Linked DNA regions of Homo sapiens: region 1 is linked to region 2. Evidence: read pairs that join two places in POLR2A ChIA-PET (ENCODE). Cell type or tissue: MCF 10A. All regions are shown on one strand. Links, peaks and the distances in the headings refer to the core of each region. The heading gives the core; the rest is flanking DNA. Region 1 overlaps CIMIP5 (ciliary microtubule inner protein 5). Region 2 has its middle 19 kb from the start of LINC00570.

Region 1 (5,372 bases), core at 129-5,128, 230 kb before region 2:
TGTGATGGAGCAGACCAGGCCCAGTGTGACTTGGCCAGGAAGAGGCCCAACCCTTCCTACTTGGATCTGGAGGCCACCGCCTTCTTTCTCAGTGTCTGACATGGAAGCTGGGCTCCCTCTCCACTCTGAGATCATCAGCTGGGTAAAGGTCAGTGGCCAGGACAGCCAGGGGTCCTGGTCACATCCTGGCTGCATCCCATGAAGGTCAAGTGCTCGTCCTTAGGCTGGGTGGGTACAAAGATGCTGGAGGCTCCTTAAAGACCCAATCTACGTTTTTGCCCTGAGCCTGCCTTATATTATTCTCACACTCAAAATAAAGAAGATTTCCATTTGAGGGAGGGAGAGGCACAAGAAAAGTCAAGGTTAAGGATGGCTGCAAGTGGTCAGGCCTGTGCAGAGGGGAGAGAATCACTGAGTGCCCTGGAGGGCAGTGAGGAGGGCCAGGGACCAGCGCCGGTTCTGCCACTCCTGGAAGCACAGCCACTTACAGACAATGCAACCTATAAGCACAGACTCTGGGCTTGGCACATTACCCACATTGTGTCTTTTGCACGTATTAGAATTGTCACCATTTGAGAGGTTTGGAAACTAAGCCGAACACTTCATTCAATCTGGTCAGGGTCTCACAACTAGTGAAGAGCCAGGATCCATCTCATGTGTGACTTCTCCATGCTGCCTTCCCCGCTCCAGGCCTCAGTCTCCACAGTTATAAAATGGCGCGGGAGGGAAGAAGACAGATTTAAGGGCATCTCCAGCTCCAGGATTCTCTTCTTTGAGCATTCAGGGAGTACTGAAGAAGAAAGGGGTTTGAGTTCTTTTACAGAGTGCATTAGTCAGCTGTGATAATGCTGTGTAACAAAACACCCCCTTCCTTGCTCACAGGTCTGCATGTAGCTGGGGCTCAGCTGATTTTGGCTGGGCTTGGCTAGACTTGCCTCCACACTTCAGGTTAGGTTCAAGTTTTTTGTGCATGTCTCTCATTCTCTTGGACTGAAAGCCTCCTGGGGCATGTTTTTCTCATGGCACATCACAAGGGTGCAAGGGCCCAACAGAACTGTGCAGGCACACTGATGGCTTCTGCATGCAGAACTGCTTTCTGTACTCTGCAATGACCTGTCATCACGCCAAATCCCTCACAACCAGCCCCACCCACCCTCTGCTCCTTGCCACATCTGCCTTCTTTTCAAGAAGACGCCTGCTTCTAACCTTCCCCATCTCACCCACTGGGAGCCCAGAAAACCAGGACAGAGGGGCATCTGCAGTGAAGTCCCAAGGCCAGCCTTTCAGCTCGTTTGGGCCAGAACAAGGGAGGGTGGATGGGCCAGGAGGTCATGAAGAAGTGGGCACCAAGCCTGCAGGGTCAGTGCCAGCAAAAGGAAATGGGGGCATTACCTATAAAGAGATGGGCACTTGGAGACCAAGGGCCAGGAGACAGCAGGGCTTCAGGAAAGGAAGAATCAAGACCTGAGAGCCATAGCAAGCCTGGAGGGATGCTTGCTTCACATTTTTTTTTTTTTTGAGATGGAGTTTCGCCAGCTTGTCGCCCAAGCTGGAGTGCAATGGTACGATCTCAGCTCACCACAACCTCCGCCTACCAGGTTCAAGCGATTCTCCTGCCTCAGCCTCCTGAGTAGCTGGGATTACAAGCATGCACCACCACACCCGGCTAATTTTGCATTTTTAGTAGAGACATGGTTTCTCCATGTTGGTCAGGCTGTTCTCAAACTCCCGACCTCAGGTGATCCACCTGCCTCGGCCTCCCAAAGTGCTGGGATTACAGGCATGAGCCACTGCGCCCAGCCAACTTTCCACATGATAAAAAATGACTTCTATCCACGGAAAGTACAAGGCGAGCCTGGAGCAACTTCCTGTGCCAGAAACTAAGAAAAATTCAAAAAGTGATGAAAATATGGAAAAGGGATACAAGGACCAGCCTAAATTTGGGACAATATGAGCATCGAAATGAAGAACAGTAATAGGCCACCCTGACCACGCCCATGCCCACCCCCAGCCAGTGCCACAAGCCCCACCAAATAACATTAATAATAATAACAATAACAAATAATCCATGGGTTCATACCAATAATTTTTTTAAATTTTAAGTACTAATGAAAACTCTTTTTTTTTTTTTTTTTTTTGAGATGAAGTCTCGCTCTCGTCCCCCAGGCTGGAGTGCGATAGTGCGATCTCGCTCACTGCAACCTTCGCCTCCTGGGTTCAAGCGATTCTCCTGCCTCGGCCTCCAAGTAGCTAGGATTACAGGCACCCGCCACCATGCCTGGCTAATTTTTGTATTTTTAGTAGAGACGGGGGTTCACCATGTTGGCCAAGCTGGTCTCGAACTCCTGACCGCAGGTGATCCGCCCGCCTCGGCCTCCCAAAGTGCTGGGATTACAGACATGAGCCACTGCGCCTGGCCATGAAAACTCTTTTCTATTGAAGAATGCAGAATAAATGATAACAGAAAAATCAGCATTTAATGACTCAGCAATAACTGACTTAGGCAAGAATCAATAAAAGACACTAAAACGACTGAGTGAAAGATTCTTAGAGAACGGTAAATGCTGAAATCTAGAAGATACTGCCTTAACCAAACTATTAAGCCAAACCTCACCAATAACAGGACAGCTGACACCGTGCTCCCCTGGTGTGGTTCACTGAGGACAACGCTACCTACTTACCTAGGAAGCACTCTTGCCAAAAAAAAAAAAAGTAACTAGAATATAATCAGGAAGAAACTCCTGGCAAACCCAAATTGAGAAATATTCTGCCAAAGAGTTGGCCTTGATTCTTCAAAAATGTCAATGTCTGCCAGGCGCTGTGACTCACGCCCATAATGCCGGCACTTTGGGAGGCCGAGGTAAAAGTATCGCTTGAGCTCAGGAGTTTGAGACCAGCCTGTACAACATGCTGAAACCGCATCTCTGCTAAAAATACAAAAAATTAGCCAGGTGTGGTGATGCAGGCCTATAGTCCCAGCTACTTGGGAGGCTGAGATGGGAGAATCACCTGAGCCCAGGAAGTCAAGGCTGCAGTGATTTATGATCTGATCACTGCCTTCCAGCCTGGGTGACAGAATGAGACCCTATCTCAAAAAAAATTAATTAATTAATTAAAATAAAATAAAAATAAAAAAAGTCAATGTCATAAAAGACAAAGAAAGGCTGAAGAAGTGATTCAGCCCGTGATCCTTGACTGGATCCTGGGTGAAAGCAAAAGCAGCTCTAAAGGACACTTTGCAGACTAAATGTTAGCTAACACCATTGTATCAGTGAGAAAGTGCAGAGTGTGGTGAGTCCATTGAGGCTCTGTAGAAGAAAGTCCTTGTTCTTTTTGTTTGTTTGTTTTTGAGACGGCGTCTCACCCCATTGCCCAGGTTGGAGTACAATGGCACAATCTTGGCTCACTGCAAACCTCCACCTCCCGGGTTCAAGCGATTCTCCTGCCTCAGCCTCCCGAGTAGCTGGGATTACGGGTGCGTGCCACCATGCCCAGCTAATTTTTTGTATCTTTAGTAGAGACGGGGTTTCACCATTCTGGCCGGGCTGGTCTCGAACCTCGTGATCCACTCGCCTCAACCTCCCAAAGTGCTGGGATTACAGGCGTGAGCCACTGTGCCCAGCCGAAAGCCCTTGTTCTTAGGAGGTGTTTGCTGAAAAGTCCCATGATGTATATAACAAACTTGCAAGTGGCTTAACGAAAAATTTGTGTTTAGGATTTTTTTTCTTTTTTTTTTGAGATGGAGTCTCGCTCTATCACCCAGGCTGGAGTGCAGTGGTGCCATCTTGGCTCACTGCAGCCTCCGCTTCCCAGGTTCAAGCAATTCTCCTGCCTCAGCCTCCCGAGTAGCTGGGATGACATGCACCTGCCACCATGCCCGGCTAATTTTTGTATTTTTGTAGAGACAGGGTTTCACCACATTGGCCAGGCTGGTCTTGAACTCTTGACCTCAGGTGATCTGCCAGCCTCAGCCTCCCAAAGTGCTGGGATTACAGGTGTGAGCCACCGTGCCCGGTGGTTTAGGAATTTTTTTTTTTAATGAAGGTGGGGGAATGGCCACTGTGAAAGAAAAATAAATCTCAACTCCAAAATCACTAAGCTAAGGGAAAAGTCAAGCTGGGAACCTGCCTCCCATTTTAATTCCTGAATAAGATGGCTATAAAGATAAAACAGCTACATGCCTCCCTCACAATTTGCCCACAAGGAAATTCCTTGTGGGCCTCAAGATCTTTACCCTACTCAGGATCATGCCAAGAATTAAAAAAAAAAACAAAAAACAAAACTTTACCCTGAAACATTTCTGTTGAATTCATCCTGGCAATGTAAACTGATAGCTGATCTTAACAGGTGCAGGACAGAAAATCATTCCTCTGCTCACCTGAGAGAAATGCTTATCTGATTGCTTCCTCAGACCTACTGTGTATGTAAAAATGAAGATTCACTGAGCCAGACTAGATTGTGAATTCACTGAAAGGCTGATCAAGGACTCAAAAGAATGCAAGCTTTTGTCTCTTATCTACCTATGACCTGGAAGCCCCCCTCTTCGAGTTGTCCTGTGTTACTGGATGGAACCAAAGTATATCTTACATATATTAATTGATGTCTCAGGTCTCCCTAAAATGCACAAAAGCAAGCTGTACCCCAGCCACCTTGGGGACGTGTCGTCAGGACCTGTTGGCAAAATAAACTTTTAAATTGCTTGAGACCTGTCTCAGATATTTTGGGTTTACTGCCACCACCAATGGCTCTCGAGTTCAGATCTCCTCTGTTGAAGAGAGTCAGGGGGTGAGGGTGGGGGAGGCATGGAATCAGTTTCTGCTCAATTCCATGTTCCCACGTGAAGGTGTAACCACCTAAAGGGCTCACCTTGCCCGCTGCCTAGACAGACCCCATTTATCAAGACAGGGGAAAGAGCAATTCACACAGAGCCAGCTGTGCGGGAGATTGGAGCTTAATTATTACTCAAATCAGTCTCCCTGAGCAGAGCATTCGGGGATGGAAGTGTTTTTGTTTTTGGTTTGGTTTGGTTTGGTTTTAGACGGAGTCTCGCTCTGTCACCCACTCTGTCTGGAGTGCAGTGGCACGATCTCGGCCCAGTGCAACCTGTGCCTCCTGGATTCAAGTGATTCTCCTGCCTCAGCCACCAGAGTAGCTGGGATTATAGGCACAAATCACCATGCCTGGCTAATTTTTGTTTTTAGTAGAGACGGGGTTTGGCCATGTTGGCCAGGCTGGTCTCTTACTCCTGACCTCAGGTGATCTGCACGCCTCAGCCTCCCAAAGTGCTGGGATTACAGGCGTGAGCCACCGCGCTCCGACTGGGGATGGAAGTTTTTAAAGATAATTTGGCCAGTAGGGGCTTGGGAAGTGGA
Region 2 (5,372 bases), core at 109-5,108:
CTCAGGTCCCAGGAGGGCTGTCACTGCCCAGCACCTCTCCCCAACCTCCTGTGTGCTCTCTGAGCATTGTGTACCCGCTCCTGGTGCCACACAGACTCTTGCCATGACCTCTTCTTTGTCTCTGTTTCCATTGGCTGTGTCTCATTCTCCATTGCATCTGCAGCACCCAGCCCTGCACCTGGCACATAGAAGACCCTCAGTGGTATTTCATCAATAAATGGGAATGGTCTTACCCTTCCATGCCCACAGACACACTTGCACCCAGACCTCTGCAGCCCCTGCCCTCCCAATGACCTTGCCTTGGAGACTCTGCAGTTCTCACCTTTGACAGCTTTCTGAGAATTCGACCGTCCCCAGGCTGTCCTCTTCATTGATGCCTTTGCCACTTAAACCAAAATATGCTGTGCTTTTCTAGGTTTCTGCTTCTTGCCAAGTGTCTATCTCTTACTCTACCGACCATCACCATTGACGTGTGTGAGGGGACATCTGGAAGCACAGTCCTCTAAGGTGTGTGTGTCAAGATAGGGTTTGGGTGGCAGAGGGAGGCCCAAGTGCTGGTGGGTTCACCCACAAGGATTTGCTGACAGCTAGCTACACACCTTCCTGTTCTTTGAGAATTTCAAACGTGAGTAGATCAGCCCTTGCCATCCAAGAGCTTAGGTTGAGGGTCTGAGGGTGGAAAACACAATGAACACAAAGCTTAATTCCAGAATGGATGCCAATAATGGCACATACCATCTGCTAAGCACCTACTGTGTGTGGGCATTTAACGGTCACTGTCTTCCATTTATATAACAACCTTGCGATTTATGAATTAGAGAACCATCTTACAGGTTACAAAATTGAGATAAGTGAGCTGCCGTCTATATCAGAGAATAGAAGGTTCTGAGACCAAGATTTGAAACCAGACCTTGCCAAGGAATGACCAAAATTCATTCCTTACCAAGATGTCACTTTGGGGGCCTTATCTTAAAAGTGCTTTTCTGCCAGTTTCAATGCTCTTGAGAGGACAGTCTCCCCCTCGAAGGCTCCTAGCAACATCGCTGGGCAGGCTGGGCTGCTAAGAACACCTGTGTTTAATTTAGGTGGTGACTCAGAAGTCCCATGCCCAAAATAGGTGACACAGGCACACATAAACTGTGGCCTCCTTTTTCTACCTCCAGCCCTAACCTCTGACCCTACTGTCTGTGATTGGAAAGAAACGAAACAGTGGTACTGGGAAGAGCTGTTCCCGACCTAAACCTTGCACACAAATGGTGTCAGCAGGCACAAATCAACATGAAGATTATTAAGGGGAAACAAGCGGAAAAAATACAACTCACTAGGAATTCCTAAGTGGAGGGGCTGGGGTGTGTGTTTGTGTGTTTGTGTGTGTGTTTGTGTACATGTTTTTAACTCATCCAGATTGGAAAAAAAATGTGCCTGCAAAGGTTTCACCTTTACTTTCTCAAACCAAAAGAGATCATGTCAAGATGCCAGTCAATTGGGAGGAACTGAGGGTGAAGCCCCAGCAGGAGGGCCCTCTCTTTTCTCTTTTGAAACTTGGTGATGGCCAGGTACAGTGGCTTATGCCTGTAATCCCAGCACTTTGGGAGGCCGAGGCAGGTGGATCACCTGAGGTCAGGAGTTCCAGACCAGCCTGGCCAACATGGGGAAACCCCATCTCTACTAAGAATACAAAAATTAGCCAGACATGGTGGCACGCGCCTGTAATCAAAGCTACTCAGGAGGTTGAGGCATGAGAATTGCTTGAACCCAGGAGGCGGAGGTTGCAGTGAGATGAGATCACACCACTGCACTCCAGCCTGGGTGACACAGTGAGACTCGTGAAAGAAGGAAAGAAAGAAAGAAGGAAAGAAAGAAAGAAAGAAAGAGAGAGAGAGAGAGAGAGAGAGAGAGAAAGAAAGAAAGAAGGAAAGAAGGAAAGAAAGAAAGAAAGAGAAAGAAAGAAAAGAAAGAAAGAAAGAGAAAGAAAAGAAAGAAAGAAAGAAAGAAAGAAAGAAAGAAAGAAAGAAAGAAAGAAAGAAAGAAAGAAAGAAAGAAAGAGAAAGAAACTTGGTGTCCCCAGTGCATGCCTCAGCAGCTGTGGGATTGAAAAGTTATACATATTTTTTCCCATTGAGTAAACAAGTCTACCATTAGAAGCAGGACTTCCTTCTTGATATACTTGGATGGAGACGATTTGTTTGAAAATGAGTCTGTTTAAAATGAACACAGCCGCTCCCCCCGCGAATCTGCGGGCAATCTGACATCTTTGGAGCTCACTCAGAATGACACACTGAGCAAAATTCCACCACGTTAAATTCGAGTAGACTTGACATGGTGGAAAGATCACAGGCCTGGGGCAGAGGGCCTGGCCCCTGCCCTCGCCCCTGGGGCCCTGTGAGAGCCAGGACAGGCCCTCCCCTCATCCAGCGGCCGTGGAGCCCTGGGTCTCTTCCTGCAGCTCGTTTCTCTCGTGTGAGGCAGACACAGTGCAGCGCTCTCTTGAGGTCTCTGTGGCATTTCTGGAATGTCCTTCTTCCCCAGTTCTGCTGTTCTTTCTCCCTAGCGTGAAGGCAGGGAAATAAAGAGGCCTATTTATAGTGGGCTGGGCCAAGGCAAGCTCATCTCAAAGCTGAGTATTTATGACTGTTAGTGTCTCAGAGACAACCTGTGAATGGCCTGGCGTCTCTCCAACGGTGTGGTGTGGACTTGGCACCACTTCGCACGGCACTGGAGCTGGGTGCTGCCTTCCAGCTGGGCGTGTGAAGGGCCCGTGCAAAGCCTCTGCCTCCCCTACCCCGGCTCTCAGGGCCCTGAGGAGCTTACGGGCTGGAAATGGCCACTTCCTGAAGAACGGTAACCAGCCCCTGTGTAGGCAACAACTCACGCGCGCCCACGGAAACTCAGAGGCGTGGCTGTTACTATCCATATTTTAAAACGCAGTGATGGCTCCAATGCATTTGTTCTGTGTAAGGTAACGGGCTATTCTAGACAAGCTTTGGGGTATCTGCCTCTCCAACTTATGCCCTTTACTTTGTGAACGAATCCCACCCACAGCCATGATCACTCAGTGTGACTTCGTTACCCTGGCCTTGGTTAATTGGACCAGCGATGGGCCGGTGACCCAGGCTAAGCCAATAACATATTCTCTCCGAAAGTTTTGCTTCCAGATTCCCTTCTTAGCCTCTGTTGGGCCCTTGACTGGGGAGCCCAGTGAGGCCAGGCCTGGGCAGCTGAGCTTGTCATCTCAAACAGAAGCAAAGGAAGCTTCTCTGCAGAGCAGTCAATGAAACTGTCACACAATGACCCCAGAAGTCCTGACAGATGGTTCTGCCAGCTTCCCTGTTCCAGTCACTCTCGAAGCCTTTGGTTCCCGGAGATTCTACTGCTCTATCTTTTTGAAACAGAATGTTCTATTAGGGTTTAAATTTATGTAACACAATAGCCTATTGGAAGATTTTTTAAAAAAAAAACTTACTGGAAAAATCTACCAGCTGCTATCTGGAGACACAAAGACAGAAGGTCCCTAGAGGGCAGATCCTGAGTAGCCTCACTTAGACGGGGAGGCAGGGGCAAGCCCCGACATGGCAAAGCCAGCCCCTCCGTATGTCCCAGCCAAAACCAGCGTTGGAGAAGGGCAGTGGGGCCGCTGATGGCTATCGTGTGTGAGAGCCAGGGCCGGAGCCAGCTATGGTGCTTCCCTCATGACTTAGAAAGCAGCTCCTGTGAGCATCCAGGTACTTCTGGGCAGTTGGATTTTCCAGGTTAAGGCAGTGAGACTGGGCTCTCCCATTCCTTCCAGCCTCCCCACCCATACTGCCTGTCACATGGGGCTTTCTGGACTTAGAAGGGGAATCCACTGGCTTCATAAAGTAAATATTGCCATCTGAGACCTGGCTTCAAACTCTGAAGTAGAACACCCCAGTTACACTTCCAGTAACTTTCCCTTTCTTGCTTAAACTACTTTGGGTGAGACTTTGTTCTTGTGATGGAAAGAGCTTCGTTGAAGTGACAAATGCTGGGGGATGCTGAGTCCACATCCCGGTCTGTCTGACTCCAAATCTGAGTGACTCTGAGTCCAGAGGTCATTCGACTTCACATCAAGGCCTCTCTGATGCCGCCTCGCATCCCCTGAGAGCTTGGCAGACCTGGAGGCTCTCGTCAGAATTCCCCAACAAAATCTGTGTTTTAACAAGTTCCCTGGTACCCCTGGGGGGGCACTGATCTGATTCACCCACCAGCCTCCCAAGGCCCTGTAGTGCTGAGCTGTGGACCTCACTAGGACGCTCTCCTTGTCCCTGCCACTAGCTCCAGTGGGATCTCAGGCCAAGACCTCTCCTACCCTTGGCTCCCATTAACTTCTTTATAAAACAAAAGGCCCTCCCTGGTCCTGAGCTGAGGTGGCATCAGCTGTTCCCTTCAAAAAAGTGGCCCAGAGAAGCGGGGAGTAGAGAGTGACTGCTAATAGGTACAGGATTTCTTTTTAGAGTAATAAAAATATTTTAGAATTAGACAATGGTGATGGTTATCCAACTCTGTGACTGCACTAAAAACCATTGACTTGTACAACTTAAAAGGGGGACATTTTATAGTATGTGAACTATAGCTTAATAAAGCTGTTATTAAAAAACAATGGTACAGTACTTGAGAAAGAGAAACAATAAACCTTGGTAAAAAATAGGTTCAGTTTTATCTCAAAGCCCTATGGCTTCTCTACAGGAAGCCTTTGCTTTTGTTCTGTATCTCATGGTTTCTCTTCACAAGGCCGTTATGAAGCTCAGATGGCGCAATGGCTCAGAAGAGATTTGCAAAGGAATAAGCGAGAGATCAGAGCAGGGAACGCAGGTCAACAGCAGCCCCTCCTCCCTGTCTGCCTTCCCCTGAACCTCCGTGCAACCAGAGCCTCTGGGGAGAGGCAGGTACATCTTGTGTTTCTTTTCAGTGCAACTGTAGCTGGCCGGATGCCACAGGACATTTACTTTAAAAGAATATTTAAAAAATTTTTTTAGAAAAATGAAGGTCTCGGGACTGGGCACGTGGCTCATGCCTGTAATCCCAGCACTTTGGGAGGCGCAGGCGGGAGGATCACTTGAGGCCAGGACTTCAAGACCAGCCGGGGCAACATAATGATACCCCGTCTCTACAAAAACTTTTAAAAAATAGTCAGGTGCAGTGGTGAGTGCCTGTAGTCCCAGCTACGAGGGAGGCTGAGGCAGGAGAGTGGCTTGAGTCCAGCAGTTTAAGGTTGCAGTGAGCTGTAATCACACCACTGCACTCCCGCCTGGGCGACAGAATGAGAAAGAAAAAATGTTTTTAAAAAATTTGTCTCTAAGAAAAAATGTTTTTAAAAAACATTTTTTTAATGAAGGTCTAGTCATCAAGACCCA

What was found. Peaks named below come from ENCODE experiments on the same cell type or tissue, not always from the same donor. Only the 100,000 strongest peaks of a DNase experiment are listed, where the experiment ranks them.
Region 1: POLR2A ChIA-PET joins it to region 2 with 5 read pairs; 4 of 35 experiments call an interaction of 5 or more read pairs at or near these places.

Annotation. Positions count from the first base shown.
Region 1 is chr2:11,146,615-11,151,986 of GRCh38, forward strand. CIMIP5 (ciliary microtubule inner protein 5) reads left to right here. Exons shown (of 3, transcript NM_001371321.1): 3 at 1-4,703. Among named protein-coding and RNA genes, the nearest start is that of SLC66A3, 6.2 kb to the right of the region's middle. In MCF 10A, for the core only: no CTCF peak of the experiment used is centred there; a DNase peak (open chromatin) is centred at 2,807.
Region 2 is chr2:11,372,199-11,377,570 of GRCh38, forward strand. No RefSeq gene overlaps it. Among named protein-coding and RNA genes, the nearest start is that of LINC00570, 19 kb to the right of the region's middle. RefSeq lists an enhancer at 3,547-4,105. In MCF 10A, for the core only: no CTCF peak of the experiment used is centred there; a DNase peak (open chromatin) is centred at 2,653.